Regions from separate parts of the Homo sapiens genome. Here all the other regions are linked to region 1. The links are chromatin loops, found by intact Hi-C in ENCODE. Cell type or tissue: heart left ventricle. All regions are shown on one strand.

Region 1 (2,500 bases):
TGATAAAATATTTTCAGGAACACAGTGAGGGAATGTACTTCACTCACTTCCCAAAATGTAGACTTGAAGAGGTCAAATCCTATTTAATCCAGGCTGAGAAAATAATGCCCAACTTTATCCCGGAGCTAAATTTAGACATAAACTGAGATCTGGCCCTTGGCAAGTTAATTTAGATGAGCTAATGGTTGTTCCTGGCATAAGGGATACACTCAATAAATGGTAACTATTATTGTTACTGCAAAAATGGAGTGTCTGTTGGATGTTCTCATCTAGTCCTCCCACACATCCTAAAATCGGCTGTGCCAATCACTTGCACATCTGGGAACAAAGCTCCACATGAGGCTAAGGATGAGGCAGCTCTTTCTTTGGGAGCCCCTCTCTGGGAGGAGGCAGGCTTCCCTGTGGGAGCCCTTCTCTTGGGGAGAAGACCACCACCTAGCTATGCTGGTATGTGCTAGGTGGGCCTGACCTTGAGCTTAGGAGGAGGACTAGGCACCCCATTTTGCCCCTTCTCCCCTCTTCCAGCAGCAGCCTCTGCAATGGGGCTCAGACAGGTAAGGGGCCATGCAGGGAGCCAGGCTGGGCACATCCACAAGGAGAAGCTTGGCAGTGTTTCCAGCTTCCAGACCCTACAGGATATACTCTGCAGGGCTTAGGAAGAACTTACTGAATGAAGAGCCCCATCACTCCTCAAGGCTGCCAGAGGACCAAGGTAAATGCCTGTGTTTAGATAGCATCCATTGTCCCTAAAAGTAGGTTAGAGGCCAGGCGTGGTGGCTCATGCCTGTAATCCCAGCACTTTGGGAGGCCAAGGTGGGTGGATCACCTGAGGTTGGTAGTTCAAGACCAGCCTGACCAACATGGAGAAACCCCATCTCTACTAAAAATACAAAATTAGCCAGGTGTGGTGGCACATGCCTGTAATCCCAGTTACTCAGGAGGCTGAGGCAGGAGAATCACTTGAACCCAGGAGGCAGAGGTTGTGGTGAGCCAAGATTGTGCCATTGCACTCAGCCTGGATAACAAGAGCAAAACTCCATCTCAAAAAAAAAAAAAAAAGAAAAATGTAGGGCAGAAATGCAACAACCAGCTAACACATGATAATGTTTTTAGTAACCTTCATAATCACTTCTTTCACTTTTCTGTGCCTTAAAACAAATTAAAATTAAAATTTCATTTAATTATCCATCCTTCTTCCAAAATGTCTTCGGGAATTGTTCCCACTCGTGTCCCACTGCCAATCCTCCTAACACGAAGGCCTTGGTGCTGCCTTTGCCCCCTGACATCCAGCCAGTCACTGGTCTCATTTTCTTCCCTTGAGTGTCTCGAGGGTTTGTCCCTTCCCTTTCTACTTTCACTACCACCTCATCTGTTCCCACTTGGATTAGTATAAAAGGACCAGAACCAGTTTCTTGCCTCCAAATCACTCTTTCCATTGCAAGGTGAAACTTGCTAACACCCCAGTTTTCAACAGTGAGTGCATTAAGGTAGCGTTCCTAGAAACCATTCAGCAGTAGGTGGTGCTCTTGTGTCAGCTCAGTGTTCACAGGTTTTGTTCTATTCTCAAGCAGCCCAGTGAGTACAGACTGTGTCACGGTCAACTATTTATTTGGCACTAAGTATCTCTGGTCAACACAGAGTAATTGAAGACACTGGTCCTAACCTCCAGAAATTTTCAATATAATTGGGGGAATGAGATCTTTGAGCACCTAGCTATAATGCTAGATGGCATGGAACAGGGACAATTTGAGGGGGATGGATAAGGGCTGCAGGAAATGCTCAGAGGGAGAAAGAGCACCTCCAACAGGGCAGAACAGAGAGAGTAGCATCTGAGCTGGACCTTCAGCTGGGGGAGGGTTTTAATAGGCACATATAGTGGAGCAGGCATTCCAAATGGGAGGAGTGTTGGCATGAACAAAGGCATGAAAAGGTGGGAATGTGCAAAGCACAGAAGAGAATGCCCTGAGGGATGGGAGCTGAATGCCCAAGTCCAGTCTCACTCTCCATTCTAGGGCCCTCATGTTTGTACCCCCTCTTGCCACCTCATGACAAGGTCACCTCCCCAGGGAAATCTGGGACAAGCTGGTCAACCCAATCTCTAAAGAGGATGGAGGAAACCAAACCCTCTTTTATCTCTCCACCAGAACGCATATGTTACAGAGTATATCTTCTCACCACATCAGCAGTTGTTCCTATAGCAGGACATTCTTATGCTAGAGAAAGCTTACTAAGGAGAGACTAGAGGTGAACAAACCAAGAGTGGGATTTCAAAGGGGCCATGGGATGGGGGACTGGGGGAAGAACCCTTCTGGGATTCCAGCTAGAGGCAGATTTCCTCCAAGAGATTAATATTCCTTTGCGTGTTTTTTTTCTTTTTTTTATTATACTTTAAGTTCTAGGGTACATGTGCACAATGTGCAGGTTTGATACATAGGTATACATGTGCCATGTTGTTTTACCACAGGTTTCCGACTCTTTACAAGATAAGAGTATGAGGCTT
Region 2 (2,500 bases), 270 kb after region 1:
GGATATTCAGATGTCGGAATGAATAGAGCAGTGTGCCTGACTTAAGTAATATCAAAATTTTAATTAGAGATGTGGAAAAGATGGAGTCGATGAAGCTCCCCTGTTATCCAGAGACCATGACCATTCCGGGTGGTTGGTTTCGTTTCTAATGCACATCTGCTCCACCTCACCAATTGCTTTGCACAATATGAGTTCACATTACAAAGTCAACAATTCTTTATCATCTGCGTGGTCAGTCACCCTTTTGTTGTCCCTCCCTTGTAATTGTTTAATCTGGCCTCCCCTGCCACATTTCTTGGCTGCCTACTCTCCCCGCTCCTGTCAGTCAGGTTGTACTCAGGGAAGGCAAATGCACAGAAAAAGTCCAGAGTCAATTAGAACTAATTAGGTGTTTCATCTGCTGCTTTGGATTATCCGTGCCCTCTATAGACACACAGCATAGGCTGGTTGAACAACCACTCCTGGATTGGGGAGCATTCTAAGATTCACACACAGCTTCCTATTGTCTATGCTAATGGAGGTAAAGGCTGGTGTGAATGTACAACAGAGACATTTAAAAACCAAGGTATAGTTCACACTCATTTTCATTGTACATTTTAGTGAGTGTTTACAACTTTATATAACTGTCCGACCATCACTACAATCAAGGCATAGCATACTTTCAACATCACAAAAAGTTTTCTTGTGCCATCTCAGCCAATCTGCCCCCACCTTAGTCCCAAGCAACCACCAGTCTGCTTTCTGTCACTGTAGATTAGATTTGTCTTTTGTAGGGTTTCACATAAATGGAACCATGGAGTACATATTCACAAGCTATTTTTACTTGACTTTGGAATGGTTTCTCCAATTTCCTTCCCAGTGATGTCTGGTTTAGGCTGATATTAAAATGTGTTCATGTTCCCTACATCCACACTGATTTGACAGGGTGGGCAGAGCTGGGACATGGAAGAAACGTGAGAGGCAAGACGTGGAGGCTGATGAGCATAATTATTGGCAATGAGAAGAATGTTGGCTCTCCCCAGTATTTGTAGAATATGACAAAGCGGTGTGCCCATGTTGTGCCCTGAACCTATTTTCAAGGTCATTCAATACAGAGTCTCCTAAATTTAACTACCTAGGAATTGTGTCTTGCTTTGAATGGACATTTGGAAACTCCAGACTCTAGCCAGCCCCTCTCAGCCACGGAGTCATTGCTCCCCCTGGTGTAAACACAGAGATTTTTTACCCTGTGTCAGGCATTCCCACCACCGCAGCCCTCCCTGGACCACAAGGAGCCAAGGGCAGGCAAGAAAGCTTCAGGCTCCCTCTGGCTGTTGTTAGGTTCCTGGGTCAAAGGCTGAGTTTGTGAACACAGAGAAACACTAAGAGATCAACCGCTTGAGAGAGGACAGGAACAGAGAGAAGGGAAACCCCAGAGACAGAACTAGCTAGACATGCAAGATAGAGAGGTGAGGGGGCAGAGGCACAGCCCAAAAAACAAAGCAAGAAGCGATAGAGGGATGGGTTTTTTCCTCCATTTATGAAACATCCTAAAAATTTACTCCTCTGCCCAAAATAGATTCAGATCCAGGATATGAGAATCCTTGAGAAGTGAATTTTAACATGGGAATGCCGATAAATCTTTTAAACAACTTATACACCTCCAGGTGCTACTGGACCTGCTTAATCTCTTTAAACCTCCAGTAACTCCAACCATGGTGTTTAAAGTCTCATAAATCTGCACTAGCTTAAAATAGGGAAATATAAATCACGTTCAGAAGCTTAGGGGTAAGGACAGGAGACGGGCATCCCAATGCCGTTTAAAACCACAGCACAGGCTTTTCATCAAATTTTTCCAAGAAAAGTTAAAATGAAAAACATTCAGGTTTCTGGGTTGTGGTTTCATAAGTTCTCAATTTGTTCTTTTTCCTTTTTTTCAGGGCGGTGGGCTGGGGTCCAAAGGAGCATTGACTAGCTAGTCAGTTGGAAAGAAAAAAATTGCAAACACCCATCTCACTTAGTCCTTTTACACAAAATAAAACCTAAAATAAAAAATAATGACAAACTACTACCAGAAGTCATTAGAAAACAGCAATGTTTCCGGTAAAGCACCAACAAAAATAATGTCTGGTTTTTGTTAAATTGTTAATTTGTGCCAAAAAATAAAAGTTATAGATACTATTCTACTAATAATAGCTACCTTTTCTTTTTCATTCCTACCACATGCCCAGCACCTACCACTGAGCTGAGGACACACACAACCACCTCCTCCTCATCCCCCTGCTGCAAAGGCTGTCAGACTTTTTCTGGCTCCACATTCGTAATATTTCTCATTACAAGCAGTGATTCTCAATAGCTGTTCGAGAAGGTATTGGAGAAGCCACACTCTCCTAGAAAATCCAGGGGGTACATGAGAGATCCACCAGGGGAAGGCTTTTCTGTGTGAAGAGATTTGGGTACATTATCTAATTTTATCCTCACAGTGGCCCTGTGAGAAATATTATTATTATCTCTGTTTTAC
Region 3 (2,500 bases), 260 kb after region 1:
CATATACACCATGGAATACTATGCAGCCATAAAAAAGATAAGTTCCTGTCCTTTGCTTGGACATGGATGAGGCTGGAAACTATCATTTTCAGTAAACTGACACAGGAACAGAAAACCAAACACCACATGTTCTCACTCATAAGTGGGAGTTGAACAATGAGAACACATGGACACAGGGAGGGGAACATCACACACCAGGGCCTGTCAGGGGTTGGGGGGGCGAGGGGAGGGATAGCATTAGATGACGGGTTGATGGGTGCAACAAGCCACCATGGCACGTGTATACCTATGTAACAAACCTGCACGTTCTGCACGTGTATCCCAGAACTTAAAGTATAATAAAAAAAAAAAACTACTATATTGACAATAAAATAAGGTCTCAATGTCTATCCAGAAAAAAAAAATACTGCTATAGATGGAAAATATATTTAGGGGAGGAGGGAGTATGTCTGTGTGTAAAATATGATTTTAGATTCATAAATACTAATCAGAAATATATAGAAAAATATATATGTATACTTCTGATTAGCATTATGTTTCTGTATATTTTTTCTCCTGATTATTAGTTAATAAAGCTAAAATCACAATTGTTTCATGCTGAAAGGTTGATATTATATAGTACCCAAGGAAAATAAAAGAGTCAATCAGTATAATATATAAATAATAATGCAAAATTGAAATATAGATAAGAGGTAAATTTGAGAGAAAGAAAAAGCTGTGTTTCTGTCATGTTCTGATACTGACATAAAGGTACAGGTTTGAAAGTGGCATTTTTAATACAACTATCCAAAGTTCTTTCCCCCCACCGGCCCCTGTAGAAACAGGGTCTCCCTATGTTGCCTAGGCTGATCTCAAACCCCTGGGCTCAAGCGATCCTCCTGCCTTAACCTCCCAAAGTGCTGGGATACAGGCATGAGCCACCACACCCAGCCTATCCAAGGTTCTTGATAACATGAGACTGAGGAGGGAAGCAGATGGGAGTAAAGGATGAACACTATCCCATGAAGCATGAAACAGGCTGATCTGGAGCTTTTGCAGAGAAATTAAAGAGACAGGTTAAAGCCACATATCTCCAGCATTTGGCACCTGTTTTCCCACTATTTTCTTCAGATGACTTCTACCCACACCTGTAAAGCTATCCCATCCTATCCCATCTTGTCCTGCCCCCTCCTCAACACACACACACACACACACACACACACACACACACACACACACACACACACCTGCTTCATTCCAGGCACAAGATTCTGCTCTTAATTCTCTCATTTATCCAGCAATCCTTGCCCTGTCCTCATCTCTAGGCTTCTGCTCAAAGGCACAGACCCTGCTAGGTACCTACCCTAAATCCATTCTGCCCCGCCTTGTTACTAACAGAACTATAATAATATTCAGGAGGGCAATATGTCCAGCTACGATGTTCACCTGCCCAGACTCCTTTGCAGCTAGGGGTGGCCATGTAACCTGTTTCTTATCATGAAATACAAATGAAGAAAACGTCTGCTAGGGATTTGGGGAAAATTTTTGCCCTTCTCATAACAGGCTCCACCTTCTCCCCACCCTTCCTTCCTTTCTTTCCTTCTTCACTTTCTTTCCTATCCCTTTTTCTTTCTCCTTTTTCCTGCCTTGTGCACAACATAAGGCTTGAGGTGGAGCAACCATCTTGGGAACACAGATCAACAAAGCCACAAGCTAAGGATGGTGGAGCAGAAAGAGAAAAGAAGCCTAGGGCATTGATGGCTCATTGAAGTTCTGCATTAGCCTTGGGCTTCTTGTATACGTCTCTGTTTAGTTAAGTCCCTTTAGTCAGGTTTATGTAGTGAGTGGCCTAATGCAACTAATTCCCATGCCCTTACTTTCCCTTCTACCTGGAAAGAAATTCTCCCCACCCAATAGCCAACTTTTGAAGTCCTGTACTTTCTTCAAAGCCCACCTTAAATCCTACCTCTTTCAGGTGGACATTCCACAATGCCTCAAAATCAACCTCCCTCTCTCTTGTAGTCATACAGGGCACAACTAAAATCATTAAAATAGTATACCAATATGCTTCATATCATAAATATTCATGTCTGTTTATTCATACATCCTATCCCTAGACTGAGAGCTACTAAGGGCAAGGATCCTTTTTCACTCATTTTGAATGCCCTGCAGCCCCCAGCACAGTGCCCAGAGCAGTCACTCAGTAAAGGATTGTTGAATTTCTTAGACTGCACAAATGTTCCTTCTTTCCCAAGTGTATGCTATGGATCATATTAAAACACCTGGCTTCTATGTAGGTGGGATGGGAAAGTAAATAATTAGGAAAATAAACTTTAGAAATCCTAGTCATGTTTGACCATGTTTTGACAGTTCGAAACTGTGTGGCCCTGCTGCTGACTAATTGCCCAGACATACACAGTAAGGTCAAAAGAAGGGACAGAAATGAGAATGTATAGAAGTCCAAAACTGGTCTATATATCATCAAACTAGTATGCTGGTTTCATCAAACTCAACTTCAAAC

Evidence for each region. Hi-C counts contacts between places; a loop is a spot of excess contacts. Peaks named below come from ENCODE experiments on the same cell type or tissue, not always from the same donor. Only the 100,000 strongest peaks of a DNase experiment are listed, where the experiment ranks them.
Region 2: a loop joins it to region 1, with 13 times the contacts of the local background. A loop is called at or near these places in 68 of 110 quality-filtered maps.
Region 3: it touches region 1 in a loop (7-fold over the local background); 70 of 110 quality-filtered maps call a loop at or near these places.

The regions. Positions count from the first base shown.
Region 1 is chr3:124,280,939-124,283,438 of GRCh38, reverse strand. The region is part of intron 5 of KALRN (kalirin RhoGEF kinase); the gene reads right to left. Among named protein-coding and RNA genes, the nearest start is that of MIR6083, 92 kb to the left of the region's middle. In heart left ventricle, a CTCF peak has its summit at 1,508 (motif pointing right); no DNase peak of the experiment used is centred here; H3K27ac peaks cover 1,376 bases.
Region 2 is chr3:124,015,424-124,017,923 of GRCh38, reverse strand. No RefSeq gene overlaps it. Among named protein-coding and RNA genes, the nearest start is that of KALRN, 17 kb to the left of the region's middle. In heart left ventricle, a CTCF peak has its summit at 1,203 (motif pointing left); no DNase peak of the experiment used is centred here.
Region 3 is chr3:124,020,011-124,022,510 of GRCh38, reverse strand. No RefSeq gene overlaps it. Among named protein-coding and RNA genes, the nearest start is that of KALRN, 12 kb to the left of the region's middle. In heart left ventricle, no CTCF peak of the experiment used is centred here; no DNase peak of the experiment used is centred here.